Linked DNA regions of Homo sapiens: region 2 is linked to region 1. Evidence: read pairs that join two places in POLR2A ChIA-PET (ENCODE). Cell type or tissue: OCI-LY7. All regions are shown on one strand. Each heading gives the region's core, and the rest is flanking DNA. Links, peaks and the distances in the headings are about the cores only. Region 1 holds the start of LOC124902266 (a long non-coding RNA gene). Region 2 has its middle 18 kb from the start of STRBP.

Evidence for each region. ChIA-PET counts read pairs that join two places held together with the same protein. Peaks named below come from ENCODE experiments on the same cell type or tissue, not always from the same donor. Only the 100,000 strongest peaks of a DNase experiment are listed, where the experiment ranks them.
Region 2: POLR2A ChIA-PET joins it to region 1 with 12 read pairs; 5 of 35 experiments call an interaction of 5 or more read pairs at or near these places.

Annotation. Positions count from the first base shown.
Region 1 is chr9:123,334,396-123,342,725 of GRCh38, forward strand. LOC124902266 (a long non-coding RNA gene) reads right to left here and starts at 5,655. Exons shown (of 2, transcript XR_007061760.1): 1 at 5,412-5,655; 2 at 3,006-4,736. RefSeq lists enhancers at 3,670-3,829, 4,690-5,699. In OCI-LY7, for the core only: a CTCF peak has its summit at 6,198; DNase peaks (open chromatin) are centred at 3,756, 4,686, 5,036, 5,376 and 3 weaker places; H3K4me3 peaks cover 3,459 bases; H3K27ac peaks cover 6,463 bases.
Region 2 is chr9:123,281,954-123,290,283 of GRCh38, forward strand. No RefSeq gene overlaps it. Among named protein-coding and RNA genes, the nearest start is that of STRBP, 18 kb to the left of the region's middle. In OCI-LY7, for the core only: no CTCF peak of the experiment used is centred there; no DNase peak of the experiment used is centred there.

The sequences.
Region 1 (8,330 bases), core at 155-8,154:
CATGCCTGGCTTGTGACAGGCTCAAGAAGGAGTTGAGTTTCACATTGAGGTTGACATATTGCAGATAGAGATATGAGTAGAGGAGAGTGAGCTGTGGAAAAGGGATCTCAGGGGGGTTTGCAGAAATAGCAGGGGTGGCAGGTTCTGGCTGGGTCCAGAAGCTTTTAATCTATTACTTGAAAGCATGAGGAAACACCTGAAGGAGACGTGTGTGATATGATGGAATACAATGAGACTGTCAAACTAGCCTGGGGAGGTGGGGGAATCATCGTGACCATTCATTGAGCTGTGATTGTGTGCCAGGTTTTGTGCCACACATGCCATATGCATCATGTCTCAAGTCCTTGTAAACACTTTACAAGATAGACTATTATGCTCATCCTATGGGTCAAGGAAATAGAGGCTCAGAAAGGTAATATGACCTGCCTAAAGACACACAGCTGGTTTGTTGCACAGCCAGAAGTTTTGTTTGTTTGTTTTGTTTTTTGTTTTGAGACAGGGTCTCACTCTGTCACTCAGGCTGGAGTGCAGTGGTGTGATCTTGGCTCATGGCAAACTTCGTCTCCTGGGCTCAAGCGATCCTCCCTGCTACTCTGGGATTGTAGGCATTAATCCTTAACCTCCAGAGTAGCTGGGACTGTAGGAGTGTGCCACCATGCCCAACTAATTTTTAAATTTTTTATAGAGACTAGGTTTTGCCATGTTGTCCAGGCTAGTCTGGAACTCCTGGGCTTAAGTGATCTGATCTGACTGCCTCAGCCTCCCCAAATGCTGAGATTACAGGCGTGAACCACCGGGCCTGGCCAGAGCCAGGATTTGAACCCAAGTTTTTATGATTTGAAAACTCATGCTCAAAGCCCCTACACTGTAGAAGCTGCCTTGGTATCTATTTCTCCCTTATCAGAAGGCCCTCATGCCTACAGTTAGAGGAAGGGACAGAACTTGCATGCACACCAGGCCACCTAACGATGACACACAAGATGAGCATTGTCAACCCCATGTTATGGCTGAGGGACTCAGCCTCAGAGAAGTAAATGAACTTGCCCGAGGTCATAGATGAGAAATAGCAGAACTGGGATTGGAGCCCAGGGTCTTTGCCTGGCCCCACCTGCCCTCTGCCCTCACAGCCCTATTACTCCTTCCATGATGGGGGTGGCAGACATCCCAGGCTGGGTCTCCAGAGCAGGCCCAAGTCTGGGCCTCAGGGCAAGGTCATCAGGAGGCCAAAGAGGGAAATCTTTAAATGGTGTCAGGTTCATTGCCTTTGTGGCAGAAGGAAGAAAAAAGAAGAGGCACAGAAGCAAGGAAGATGGAGCTGATTCCTGCTTAACTCACACCCTCTCGTTTGGCTGAGTCAGCGATGCAGGGAGGCCTCCCTGGCCTCAGCACAGAATCGCAGGAATCTGCAGATCTGCTGGAATTTCTCTGCACTGGCTGGCACGGGAGGTGACGAGAGCAGAGGAAAACGACTGCTGTTTTTATTCTCTGGGGCTGGTTTCTTTCTCTCCCCACTCCCCCCCGGCTTCTTGCTCATGTCTTTGAAAGGCCACTTGTCTCTGACTTGCACAGCACTCAACAGTCTAGAAAGCCCCTACAAAGAGCTCTTCGGTCCCCAAAGTGATTTATGATTTTGAAGTGCTTTTTGGATTATGAAAGGCTAACCTACAATAGCCTCCTCACTGCGGCAACATTTACAAAGTGCTTTGCAAGTCACACGGCATTTTATAGTTTGCAACATTCTTTGCAGCCAAAAGGTGCTTACCTCTCCAGAGGGGACTTCAGAGTTTGCAAACCCTGGTCACACCTCTTCCTTTATTTAAACTGCAGTACAGCTCTGTGATAAAGGCTGATAATAATATCTATCACTCATATGGCGTTCACAGTGTCCTAGATATTCTTATGAGCGCTTTACATACGTTCACACATTAATGGTTCAACAACCCCGCAAGGTTGCCACTATTATGATACCCATTTACAAATAAGGATGTTGAGGCACAGCCAGGTAAACCTTGCCCAAGATCACAGGGCTGTTAAGTAGTGGAGCTTGGATTTGAGGCATTGATGTTTGATAGGATGACGACACATTTTGTATCCATTTTTCATATGAGAAAAACAGAGGTCTAGGGCAGTAGCCAGTTCTGTCATGCCCCCCATGTGACCTCAGACTGGTCTTGGCATGTCTCTCGGTCTCTTTTATCCTTCTCTGCAGAACTGAAAGGATAAGCCCCGCCCTGCTCTCTTCTCAACTCTGAACAAATGTGAGGTGTGGGGGTGATGATGCTGGAGGGAGGAGGCCAAGCCTCAGCACCCCCACCCTGGCCTTGCTGCCTGTGCCAAGGTACCAAGCCTTGCCTCAGCTTTCCCCTCTTGGGTGTGGCTCCACTCTGTACAGAAGGCCACCTGGAGGCCTTTCCTGAGATCTCCTATCTTACAGGTGGAGGGAGAGTAGGGTGATGGGGTGGCATGGAGGAGGGAACTTCACCGAGGGCCCAACTCCCATCTTCTGGGTAAAGTCCTCTAGTGAGAGCCCAGAAAAATCACAAGAGTCCAGCCCCCCAGCCATTGACCAGCTGGAGAAACTGAGGCCCCAAAAGTGGAGGTACTTACAGTCACTCAGAGAAGTGGGTGCAGAGGTGGGGCTGGAATTCATCTCCATGCCCTTCCCATGGCCTGTGCTGGGAGTGTGGCTTCAGATCTGAGAAGGCCTTAGATCATTTGTTCATTCCTTCATTCATTTGTTCATTCATTCTTTCATTCAGCTAGTCAGTCAACAAACATTTCTTGAGTGTCCACTCTGTGTCAGATGCTAGATTTAATAATTGTGGGTATGGCTTGGTCCCTGCCCTCATGGAGTTTATAGTCTAGCACTGTGCTGCCCAGTGCAGTAGCCTCTGGCCACATGTGGCTGTTGAGCAGTTGAAATGCAGCTGTTCCAAACTGAGATGTGTTACAAGTGTGAAATACACACTGGATTTTGAAGACTTAGTATGGAAGAAAGTAAGATATCTCAATGATTATTTATTTATTATTATTTTTTTTTTTAGACAGAGTCTTGCTCTGTTGCCCAGGCTAGAGTGCAGCAGCGCAATCTTGGCTCACTGTAGACTCTGCCTCCTAAGATCAAGCAATTCTCCTGTCTTAGCCTTTTGAGTAGCTGGGACTACAGGCACACGCCACCAATCCTGGCTAATTTTTGCATTTTTAGTAGAGACAGGGTTTCACCACGTTGGTCAGGCTGGTCTTGAACTCCTGACCCTAGGTGATCCGCCTGCCTCGGCCTCTCAAAATGCTGGGATTACAGGCGTGAGCCATGGCACCCAGCCATTAATAATTTTTTTTATCTTGATTACATGTAGGAATGATATTTGGAGTATAGTGGGTTAAACAAAATATTAGATTAACTTCTTCTGCATCTTTTTACTTTCTTAAACAGTAGTTACAGGGGACGGTGGTTCATGTCTGTAATCCCAGCACTTTGGAAGGCTGAGGCAGGAGGATTGCTTGAGTCCAGGATTTTGAGACCAGCCTGAGCTATATAGGAAGACTCCACCTCTACAAGAAATAGAAAAAATTAGCTAGGTGTGGTGGCACACGACTGTAGTCCCAGCTACTCAGGAGGCTGAGGTGGGAGGATTGCTTGAGCCAGAGAGTTCGAGACTGCAGTGAGAAGTGATTGTGCCACTGTACTCTAGCCCTGCTCATTCTTCTGAGAGGAGGTGGCTTCCTCTTGCCAGTGAGGAGGTCTCTTGGGGCCCGTGTGAGCAGCCGAGTACTTGGGGGCACCAGCTCTGTGGCTGTACCACCTGGACCTGGTCTTGATTCTGCCACTCACCAGCTGTGACTCACCACCCCACAATGACCCACATGATTACAATTGTGCTATGGGTCTTTTTTTTTTTTTTTTTTTTTTGAGACAGGGTCTTGCTCTGTTACCCAGGTGGGAGTGCAGTGATGTGATCACAGCTCACTGCAGCCTCGAACTCCTGGGCTCAAGCTACCCCCTAGCCTTAAGCTCCTGAGTAGCTGGGACTACAGTTGTGCTCCACTGCGCCCGGCTAATTTTTTAAAAAATAGAGACAGGATCTCACTTTGTTGCCCAGGCTGGTTTTGAACTCCTGGGCTCGAACAGTCATCCTACCTCGGCCTCCCAAAGTGCTGGGATTACAGGCATGAGCCACTGTGCCCAGCCTGTGCTGAGTTTTGCAGGGAGAGCACTCGAGCAGGTTAATGGCAGCGTCCGGCCAGTGGAGGAGGTGGCATTTGAGTGGAGGCCCCCAGGGTAAGGAGAAGCAACTAGAGGGGAACAGCATGCTGGACCAAGGGAACAGCAGGGATGGAGATCGGCCCTGTTGAGGCCCTGAGAGAAGCAGGTCAGCTTGGCCGAGGCTCAGAGATCTGGCCAGGAGGGGGGCCCTGGTGGTGGACAGAGGCCAGATCACAGGACCTCAAGGGCCACACTGAGGAGATTGTTCTTTATCTGGAGGGCAGCTGGGAGCCATGGAAGGTGTGTAAGCATAGGAGTGCCTGGAAGCCTCAAGCGCTCTCTGGCCTTGTATAAGGATTGAGAGAGGCAGAGTCTGAAGCTGGCTTTCTCTTCCTCCAGAGAGGTGGCCCATGGCAGGGCTTGAATTCTCGCCAGGTGGAGCTTGCTGGAACTCCAGCTTCACTGCTCTCTCGCCGTGTGGCTGTGTGACCTCAGCCAGATGACCTGCCTCTCTGTGCTTCGGTTTCCTTATCTGTAAAACAGGAATAACGGTGGTGAGTCACTCGAGGGTTCTGCGAAGACTTGGTGACGTAACGCTTGCGAAGTGCTTGGCACAGAGTAGGTCCACGAATAGTTGTCCCTTTTCCTTTTCCCTTCCTGAGTCCCCCCACCCCACCTGTCAAACACCATGCCCCCGCTCCTCAGGCGGCAGGAAGCAGGATCGGAGGAGCGTTTCTGCACCCGTCAGAGTATTTATAGCTGTGTGCTGTCAGCCCGATGTTGTTTTTCGGTTGCATATATATTTTTACATTTTCCACCGTCACACATGGTTTCTCAGTGCGGTTGAGAAGCAGCGGGGGTGGAGGGTGGTGGATGCAGAGAGTGGAGAGTGTAGGAGGCGGAGCCGGATGGCCCAGGACAGCACCGAGGGACGGCCTCGGTCACTTCTGTCTCAGCTCAGAAGCCATCGATGGTTCCCTATTACCCTCTGCCCGCAGCCCGGGCTCCTTCGCCATGGGTCCAGGCCCTCCCGAGAAGGATTACATGTAGGAATGATACTGCGCACCGCAGCTGCGTTTCTCACCACTGGCTCTCTCCACTCCCCGCGTCTGAGCCACTTTCTTCCCCGAGTGCATAACCAGGGGAAAGCGAACCGGACGTAGCTCTGCTACTCACCAGCTGCGTGACCTCAAGCAAGTTTCTTTACCTTTCTGAGCCAACGTTTCCTTTCCTGTGAGACAGGAGCACTAACTCCAGTGTCCTGGAGCTGCCGTGAGGATTGAGTGTACAGGCGCCTGCCCACGAATCCATGGTAGCCATTGTTAGGCGCGCTTCAGTCGCGTGTCTCCAGGCCTTTGCACAGGCCGTTCCCTCTGCCAGGAATCCCCAGGCCACCTCTTCAGGGAGTCCTCCGGGCCTACTGCTCCCCCGCACCTCAGCCCATCCACTCTGGGAGGGGACTAGGAGAGTTCTTTGTAACGAAATTCTTTCTCCTCTAAAAATAGATGTCACACTCCTTGCTTATAAAAATAATCCGTACCCTCCCAGTACCAAGCCTTCCCGTGTTCCTGCTCTATCCTCACACACTTCCCCGGGAAGTGGGTACCATGTCTCCATTCTTCAGGTGTGGGAAGTGGATTCGGGAAGGGAAGTGACTCATCCCAGCTCTACTCAAACTCAGACTTCAGACTCAAGGCCCCGTGGTTCTTGCTACGCGCAGCCTGACATGGCCTCCCTCCCCTACACAAGGCAGAGTTGTCTTCAGAATCTGTCACGTGGGTGATCATGCGACCCCACGGGGTGTTCTGAGGAAGCAGAGGGGCCCTGAACTAGATGCCATGGCTTGGTGCCCAGGACACACTCCCTTTCCTCGCAGGTCACTGCCTCCAGTCTCAGAGCCCACCCAGGCTCCTCTCTGCTCTCTGACCTCCTTCTCACAACTTGGGAGCCCAGGGCCCCCCACTCCCTGCCTGCCAAAGGCCAGGCCCTCAGAGCTGGCTGTGTACCCCTAGCCTTGGCGTCTGAAGTGGGTGGAGCTGGCCGTAGAGGGCACTGTTGCTAGGCAACAGTCTGGCAAAGAGTATCAGGCGCCCTGAGAGGAAATGAAAAGGGGCCTTTCCTTGGGGGCTGGAGGGGAACAAGGTGGGGATGGAAAGAAGAAGGGCCTCCACCTCTTCTCCATGCTGCCAAGACCTATACCTCATCTTCACCCTCTCCATCCCCACTTCAACCTCTCACTTATTATTTTTTGAGATGGAGTTTCATTCTTGTTGCCCAGGCTGGAGTGCAGTGGTGCAATCTCGGCTCACTGCAACCTCCGCCTCCTAGGTTCAAGCAATTCTCCTGCCTCAGCCTCCCAAGTAGCTGAGATTACAGGCACCACGCCTGGCTAATTTTTTGGTATGTGGTAGAGACAGGGTTTCACCATGTTGGTCAGGCTGGTCTTGAACTCCTGACCTCAGGTGATCCACCCGTCTTGGCCTCCCAAAGTGCTGGGATTACAGGCGTGAGCCACTTTGCCCGGCCTCAACCCCTCACTTATTTACTCATCTCTACTCTCATTCATTCATTCATCATTACACTCACTCGTTAATTAGCTTGTTAATTTATTTACTTGCTGTCTGGTGAATCACGGCTTCACTACTTGCTGCGACTTCGTTACCCCATCTGTGAAATGGGAATAATGACTGTATAGATTTCATAGGGTTGTGTTTACACCGCCCATGGTGAGCACATTATAAATGTTTGTTCTTATGATGATGAGTTATTCACAATACTTCCTAAGCACCAGATCTGTGCCTAGCGTCACGCGGGGCTCTGCGGTGACGGAGGTAAATGAGCTCTCAGCTCAGTGGGAGAGACAGATAAGACCACAGGTGGAGCTGGCATGGGCCTTGCCCATCACCTCCAGATTTCCTCCGATTGTTTTGTGGGCACATAGGGGAGTGTTAAGGGCAGGGGCTGTGGAGCCCTGCACCATGGAATTGTAGGCTGACCCTTTACTTACTAATGCTGCACTCTTGGGTGACAGATTTAACCCCTCTGACCTTGGTTTTCCATCTGCAAAGTGGGACCTGGCAGTAAACATCTTCCTGGATCTAGAGAGGATGCAATGAGATCATGTGTGACCCTTTCTGGGCACTGGGTCAGCTTGCAACAGGGCAGCAATTATTGTTATTGGTGCACGGTGGGAACCGGGTCTCCCCAGGGTGCCGTGAAGTCTCTGAGGGCCGGGACCCAGTTTCTCCTCCTTTTTCTCTCTTTGCTCCACCTTTCTGGGTCTGCCTACTGTTTTCCACCTCCAGCCGTATGCTCATGCCGTTCCCTCTTCCTGAAATAATCTTTCTCGTTATTTCTCCTAAAGCTCTAATATAGTTCTTGGAGGCTTCAGGCCCCAGCTGGGACGTCTCACAAAGTGAATCTGGGGTAGATTTTCAATAAACTCCTCACTTATATCCTGCTGCAGCCAAGCCCCCAGGACCCCATCTCCTTGGAGGAGCCAAGTAGGGTGGCTGCAGCCTCTGCAAGTGAGCTGACTCCTTTGGGGCATAATTCACACTTTCTCTTAGCCTCTGTCCCCCGAGGCCAAGCCTACATGGTCCATCTCTGCAGATTTTCTGCCCACGAGTTCCCTGGAATCCAGAGAACACTCCCAAGAGAGACAGTCCTTGTCACACCACTCATGATCTCCCAGGCTGCTTCTCCCCAGTGCTTAGCACATGGAGATGCATTCATTTCTTGTGAGCACGTTTATTGACTGTGTGGCTCCCCTGCCAGCCTGAACACTCCGCAAGGTCAGGCTCTGCCTCTGGTTCCCCACTCAGTCCCCAGCACCCAGCCCAGACCTGGTGCATAGAAGATGCTTGTCACAGAGATGCTGTGTGGGTGGATGGACAGATGCATGAAGAATCCGTGGTGTGGAGCACACGGGGAAGTGGCCTTTGTTCTTCCATATAGAACGGCAGAGGCTGGAAGACCAAGGATCAGAAATTCCAGAGGTGAGTTTCAGCTCTGTGAGCCCAGACAAGTGGGATCCCCTTTTGGGGGACTCGGTTTCCTTACCTGTGCCATGTCTGCATAATAGTGCCTACCTTATGGAGATGACTCTGAGCATCCAATGATAGGA
Region 2 (8,330 bases), core at 319-8,318, 52 kb before region 1:
CTCCCATCATTATCTTAGTCCAACTCCGGGAGAGTGATGTCCTCATCTCCCCTCATTCTGTTATTGGCTAATTTTTGCAAACTCCCTGAGAGTTTTCCAGAAGGCCAGATAGCCCAGATAAAACAAGCAACCTAGTAAGGTGAAACTGCTCACAGGCTCACTGAACATTGAAAGGAAAGAATTGCCAGGTCCTCTGATTCTGCCGCCGCTGGTCACTATGTTCCTTTGCAAAGCTCACTTCTTAAAACCAGGTCACAGAAATTGTCCTTGCTAGGTCCCAGTGAGTTTGAATTTCTTTAAAAATAGCTTGTTCTTCAAGTGCAAAAAATAACATCTGAGATGTTTGTTTAAGTGTGAAACACACCTTTGTCATGACTCAGTACGGGCTAAACGGAAATTTATTAAACTTCCCAAAAAGAAAATTCTTCTCTTGAACCATGGGAGCTTGAGAGATGACAGCTTGGGAAACGGGAGGCGGGGGGAGCAGAAAGAAGAAAAGAGGCAGGTGGAGCAGAGAGAAAGCATGGAGGCTCTTTCTCATCTCTGTGGCTTTCACACGCTATTCTTTCCACCTTGAACGACCTTCCTCCTCTAGCGAGCTTGATAATGTTCTTGCCTTCCTTGAAGCCTAATTTAAATGTCACCTCTGTGGAGCCTTCTCTGACCCCTCCAGGCAGAGTTTCTCACTCCCTCTTTGTTCTCAAAACACTTTGTACATGTCTTTATTATTAGCACATCGTATTGAAGTTGTCAGTTTACAGGTCTGTCTCTCTTCCTAGGCTGTGAGCTTCTCAGCAGCAGGGACACTGGGTGAGTCATCTGTGAACCCCTCCGCCTGGCATTGGGCCTGGCACAGGGAGAGTGTTGGCAAAGGTTGTTGATAAGAGATGGTCTCCAGGCTCAGCGGGAGATGCCTTAAATCCTGAGATGACTGCTTTCATCCCTCGTTCTACTTTGCAAAAGGTTCCTGACTCTCTCCACACCCTTCTACTGCCAAATCTTTCAGTCTACCTGCCTCTGAACTCATATGCTCTGCCTTCACTCCTTTACAACGGAAGAACTGTCCTCATGCTACCTAAGGCCAGCTGCTCCCTGTGTCCACCAGATCCCATGCCCTTTATTACTGCAATTATCCTCCTTTCTCCTGCGTCATTGATAATTTACCCTTTCTATTTCCACCGATGTACAAATACTCTGTGCTTCTCCCAATTAAGGACAAACACACACACATGCATACACACGCACAGTCCCATTTCTCTGCATTTATTCTATTCTCTGCTCAACCCACTCTACTCTGCCCACTCACTTAATCTTGTCAAGGTCACCAGTAATTTCCATGTTGCCACATCAAAATGGTCAATTCGGTTTTGGCCTCAGCTTACCTGACTCAGTAGCATTCAGCACCATTAATCCCACTCTTTGCTGCAAACACTTTCTTCCGGGGTAACCAGGACTCTACAGCCCCTCCTCATCTCTCCACCTCACCAGCCACTGCTTCTCAGTCTCTGTGGCTGTGAAGGAGTTGGATGATCCTTCCTGTCATCCCTTCCTCTAATGTTGGAGTACCCCAAGGCTCAGTCTCCCGACAGCCCCACTATCAAACTCTCTGTGATCCATCCAGTCTCATGATTTGATAGAACGATCGACAATACTCAAATTTCTATCTGCTGCCCCACTCTGAACTCCAGGCTCAGTGGCTAAGTGCCTACTCAGCATCTGGACTTGGAGATCTAAAAGGCATCTCAAACTTAACATACTCAAAACCAAACTTGTGATTCACTACTTCTTCACCAGGGTCCCCAATATCTCCATAAAGGTCACCACAGTTCACCCAGTTGCTCATGCCAAAAGCTTTGAAATTCTCTTTAATCTTTTTTTTTTTTTTTTTTTGAAATAGAGTCTCACTCCGTCGCCCAGGCTGGAGTGCCCAGCCTGGGCAACATAGGGAGACCTCAACCCTACAAAAAATATTTAAAAATTAGCCAGGTGCCACGTCATGCATCTGTGGTCCCAGGTACTTGAGACTGCTTGAGCCCAGGAGTTCAAGGCTGCAGTGAGCCGTGATCACACCACTGCACTGCAGCCTGGGCAACAGAGCAAGACCCTGTCTCAAAAATAAGTAAGAGGCCGGGTACGGTGGCTCATGCCTGTAATCCCAGCACTTTGGGAGGCCGAGGCGGGTGCATCACTTGAGGTCAGGAGTTTGAGACCAGCCTGGCCAACATGGTAAAACCCTGTCTCCACTAAAAATACAAAAATTAGCTGGGCATGGTGGCTCATGCCTGTAATCCCAGCTACTGGGGGGAGGCTGGGGCATGAGAATCACTTGAACCCAGGAGGCTTGAACCTGGGAGGTTGCAGTAAGTGGAGATCGTGCCACTGCACTCCAGCTTGAGCAACAGAGTGAGACTCTATCTCAATTAAAAAAATAAAAAATAGGGCCAGGGGCGGTCAGTGGCTCACGCCTGTAATCCCAGCACTTTGAGAGGCCGAGGCAGGCGGATCACGAGGTCAGGAGTTCGAGACCAGCCTGACCAACATGGTGAAACTCCATCTCTACTAAAAATACAAAAAATAGCTAGGCGTGGTGGTGTGCACCTGTAATCCCAGCTACTCAGGAGGCTGAGGCAGGAGAATCGCTTGAACTCAGGAGACAGAGGTTGCAGTGAACTGAGATCGTGCCACTGCACTCCAGCCCGGATGACAGAGCGAGACTCCATCTCAAAAAAATATAAATAAATAAAATAAAAATAACAAATAAATAAATAAATAAATAAGAATCCTTGCAATTTCTACCTCCTCTCTCTTAGAACACTGCTCTGAGTCCTCCACGCTGAGAAGTCAAAGATGAAAGACTGCGCTGGAGAGAGAGACACAGCTGTTGCCGGTGAGCCCAGCCCCCAGCCACCCCGCCAGCTGAAAGCAGCTGTATGAGGTGCACAGGAGAGACCTGCAGAAGAGCTGCCCAGGCATTCCACAGAATCATGAGAAATGATGAATCGTTTTTTAAAGCAATTAAGCTTTGGGGCTCTTTTGTTTCACCGTAAAAATAACTGATACAATCTAGATAGTTCCAGTGGCCTCCATTCTAGGTTTTTTTTTCTCCAGTCTTGCAACTCCAGTGCACCACCACGTGTCACCAGAATGGTCATTCTAACTTGAACTCTCACTGGATTAAAAATTTTGTTAAAAGTCTTTAGTGGCTCAGCCTGGCGCGGTGGCTCACGCCTGTAATCCCAGCACTCTGGGAGGCCGAGGCGGGCGGATCACGAGGTCAGGAGATGGAGACCATCCTGGCTAACACCGTGAAACCCCGTCTCTACTAAAAATACAAAAAAGTAGCCGGACGTGGCAGCGGGCGCCTGTAGTCCCAGCTACTCGGGAGGCTGAGGCAGGAGAATGGCATGAACCTGGGAGGCGGAGCTTGCAGTGAGCCAAGATCGTGCCACTGCACTCAAGCCTGGGTGACAGAGCGAGGCTCCATCTCAAAAAAAAAAAAAAAAAAAAAAGAAAAAAGAAAAGAAAAAGAAGTCTTCAGTGGCTCTCCTTCTTTTTTTCCTTTTGTTTAGAGACAGGGTTTCACTCTGTCCCCCAGGCTAGAGTGCAGTGGCTGGATCAACTGGACTCAAGAAATCTTTTTTGTTGAAATGGATGTCTCACTATGTTGCCCAAGCTGATCTCGAACTCCTGGCCTCAAGTGATTCTCCCACCTCAGCCTCCTGAGTCACTGGGATTACAGGAAGTGGCTCCACATTTTATGAGATAACACTGAGCCTCCGAATTGTAGTGTATGAAACCTTCTGTGGCCCAGCCTCTGCAGACCTCTTTGGTCTCATCTCCAAGTACCATGGCACCCTCTGTGAGTTAGGCCACTGCTAGGAGGAACAGTTTACCTGTGGAGCTTCGAAAAATTCCAGTGCTCGGGCTCCAGCACCAGACACTCAGATTTAATTGGTCTGAAATGGGACCCGGGCAACAGTATTTTTTAAAAGCTCCCCAGTGGATGCTAATATATACCCAGGGTTGAGAACCATTCAGCTAGAGGATCCAAAAGTGTATTTTAAAATTGCTGATCTTGCCTTCAAGGAAATTCAAAAGCTTCAAGGAAAGACTAAACTATGCTGTGTGCCCTTTTAGCATTAAGTAAGCGATATTGTGTTTTAAGTTTTGGGAAATTGGTAATAGACGCTATGAGAACATTCTTTAATTATTTGAAACATCAATTTATCAATATTTTATTTCCTCAGTGTTAGACTCACCCTTTTCATAGTCTAATGTTTCTGATCAAATTCCACCTTATTATTGAATGTATGCATTTAATGCTTCTTTATTTTACGGAAAACTAGTAATTTCACTAAAGGTGTTTCTTATTGCCAGCAGTGATCACAATCAAAGAAACATCTTTCTGGGACATGGCATTTTTCCATGTGCAAAGTGCTGTAACTTCTTTGATCCCAATTGATCTTTCCATCAACCTGGTGAGGTGGAGATTTTTAACTTCATTTTATGTGCCATAACTGCTACAACTTATTGAGCACTTACCACTGTTCTAAGTACTTTGCAAATACTATCTCATTTAAGCCCTACAGCAACCAGTAATGTGACCATATTTTATGCACTGGGAAGCTGAGGCAGAGATGTTAGGTCAGTTGCCTAGGGTCATGATCACACAGCTGAGAGAGGACAGGGCTGTGTGACCATGAGGAAAGGATACTACAGTCCTCAGGGACTCTGAGCATGCCATGCGGTTTTCAGGAGATGGTCCTTCTGCTTGTTTCTCAGAATAAAGTGCAGATGTCTTAATATGGCATTTGAAGCCTTTTGCAATTCTTCCCAAATGTTTATTGCAATGGTAATAAAAAATCCAGCCGGGCACAGTGGCTCATACCTGAATCCCAGCACTTTGAGAGGCCAAGGCAGTCAGATCATGAGGTCAGGAGATTGAGACCATCCTGGTTAACATGGTGAAACCTTGTCTCTGCTAAAAATACAAAAAATTAGCTAGGCGTGATGGCACGTGCCTGTAGTCCCAGCTACTAGGGAGGCTGAGGCATGAGAATCGCTTGAACCCGGGAGGCAGAGGTTGCAGTGAGCCGAGATCGCATCACTAAACTCCAGCCTGGGTGACAGAGTGAGACTCCATCTCAAAAAAAAAAAAAAAAGAAAATCCACAACCCCCTAATAAAGAAAGCTGAGAATAAGGATCCCAGTAATTAAGGGCGACTGAATGCCAGGCACTTTGCACATATTATCTCTAATCCTCCTAACAACATTGTGTGAGGGGATTTGCAGGGGCCTGGGTCGGTTTTGCTGTTAGGCACCCCTCCCCTTTCTTCTGGATTGTCTTCTGGGTATCATCCTACAGGCCCCTGTATTTTCGGTCTTGTCAGGGCTGTCAATCAGGATGCTTCACCCTTCTCTGGGCAAGAGGTGTTCATCACACTCTTTAGGAATTTGAACCTTGAACACAGCTATACATCATCAGAAAAAAAAATGGGCAGAGTTGAATTATCCCAGGGACAAAGTCCTGTTGATGGTAATAATAGTATTTATTGGGAATTTACAAGTGTGAGCACAATAAGAGTTGTACATATATTAATTCATTTCATCCTGCAAACAGTTCTTTCAAGGAGTCCCTGATATACTCCCTGTCTTCCCTAACAGATGGACAAACCAAGGCAACAAAACAAGGTCGTGCAGGTTTATGGGTAGAGCTAGATTTGAACATAGACAGCCCGATGCAGAACCTCTTGCTTCTGCAGTCACTCCATGGCTTCTCAGCTGGTCTTTTCTGTAGATTCTGTCCCTTGGGCCTTTTCTTTCTGAGTCTAGTTCTTAGTCTGTCCCTTTAATTCAGTCATCTACACCACAGGCTTGCTATTAATCCCCTTTTTGACTCATGAGGCTGAGTAGGTTTCTGTTGCTGGTGACTACAAAACCCTAAATAATTAAAGTCTTGTTATGCCTGCTTGCAGGTGAGAGGTCTGATGCTCTGGAGAGGTGAACAGATGAAAATCACTAGCTACTAATAGTAATAATAATAATAGCAACGGTAATAATGATAGTAACAGATAACATTTATTTGAGTTACTTAGCATTTAATGAGTTCTTACTACAAGGCAGTCTCTGTGCTAGGGAATTTATATAAATTATCTCACTTAAACTTCCCAATAACCCTAAAAGGTAAAACTTTTTAAATTGAGATATAATTCACTTACCACAAAATTCACTCCGTGAAAGTGTACACTTCAGTGGATTTTAGAGTATTCACAGGATTGAGCAACTATCACCACTATTTAATTCCAGAATATTTTCATCACCCCATATAGAAATCCTGTGCCCGTTAATTAGCCTTCAATCAGCTGGGCGCGGTGGCTCACACCTGTAATCCCAGCACTCTGGGAGGCCGAGGCGGGTGGATCACGAGATCAGGAGATCGAGACCATCCTGGCTAACATGGTGAAACCCCGACTCTACTAAAAAAAATTTTTTTAAATAAAAAAAAATTAGCCGGGCATGGTGGCGGGCGCCTGTAGTCCCAGCTACTCGGGAGGCTGAGGCAGAAGAATGGCGTGAACCCGGGAGGTGGAGCTTGCAGTGAGCCGATGTTGTGCCACTGCACTCCAGCCTGGGCGACAGAACGAGACTCCTCCATCTCAAAAAAAAAAAAAAAATTAGCCTTCATTCTCCATTCTCCCCTACCCCCAACCCCTTGGCAACCGTGAATCTACTTTCTGTTTCTATGGATTTGCCTATTCCAGACATTTTATATAAATGGAATTATAAAATATGTGGTATTTTATGACTGTCCTTTTTTCACTCAGAACAATGTTTTCAAGGTTCATCCATGTTGTAATATGTCGTTGTTTTTTTTTTTTTTTTTTTTTTTTTTTTTTTTTTTTGAGACGGAGTCTCACTCTGTCGCCCAGGCTGGAGTGCAGTGGCATGATCTTGGCTTACTGCAACCTCCACCTACCTGGTTCTAGCAATTCCCTTGACTCAGCCTCCTGAGTAGCTGGGATTATAGGCGCACACCACCACACCTGGCTAATTTTTTTTTTTGTATTTTTAGTAGAGACAGGGTTTCACCATGTTGGCCAGACTGGTCTTGAACTCCTGACCTCAGGCAACCCACCCGCCTCGGCCTCCCAAAATGTTGTGATTACAGGCGTGAGCCACCGTGCCCAGCCCATTTTTTTTTTAAATTGTGGTAAATTATACAAAGTATTCATCATTTTAATCATTTGTAAATATAGAATTCAGCAGCATTAAACACATTTACAATGTTATGTAACCATCACCACTATTCATACCCCAAACTTTTTCAGAATCTCTAACATAAACTCAGTAACAATTAAACAAATAACTCCCCATCCCTCTCTCCCCACTGCCCCTGGTAACATCTGTACTATTTTCTGTCCCTAGGAAGTTGCCTATTCTTTTTTCTTCTTTTCTTTTCTTTTTTTCCCGAGATGGAGTTTTGCTCTTGTTGCCCAGGCTGGAGTACAATGGCAAAATCTTGGCTCACTGCAACCTCCACCTCCCAGGTTCAAATGATTCTCCTGCCTCAGCCTCCCAAGTAGCTGGGATTACAGGCAGGCACCACCATGCCTGGCTAATTTTGTATTTTTAGTAAAGACGGGGTTTCACCATGTTGGTCAGGCTGGTCTCAAACTCCTGATCTCAGGTGATCCACCTGCCTCAGCCTCCCAAAGTGCTGGGATTACAGGCATGAGCCACCGTGCCTGGCCAGAAGTTGCCTATTCTAAGTACTTCATACAAGTGAAATCATACCACACTTGCATGTTCTTTGGGTTTAGTTTATTTCACTTCATATAATGTTTTCAAGGCCTATCCACATTGTAGCAAGTGTCAAAATGTCATTTGTTTTTGTGCCTGAATAATATTCCCTTGCATGCCTGTGACACATTTTGTTTTATCTACTCACCTGCTGATGGATGCTTTGGTCATTTCCATATTTTGGCTCCTGTGAGTAATGCTACTGTGAACATCAGTGACACTTATCTGTTCAAGTCCCTGATTTTAATTCTTCTGGATGTACGTCTAGGAGTGGAACTGCTGGGTCATATGGTAGTTCTATCCTTAACTTCTGGAGGAGCTGCCACACTGTCTTCCACAGTGGCTGCACCAGTTTACATTCCCACCAGCAACACATGGGGGTTCTGTTTTCTGTCTTTTCAAGACTGAGTCTCGCTCTGTCACCCAGGCTGGAGTGCAGTGGTGCAATCTCGGCTCACTTCAACCTCCGCCTCCTGGGTTCAAGCAATTCTCCTGCCTCAGCCTCCTGAGTAGCTGGGATTACAGGTACC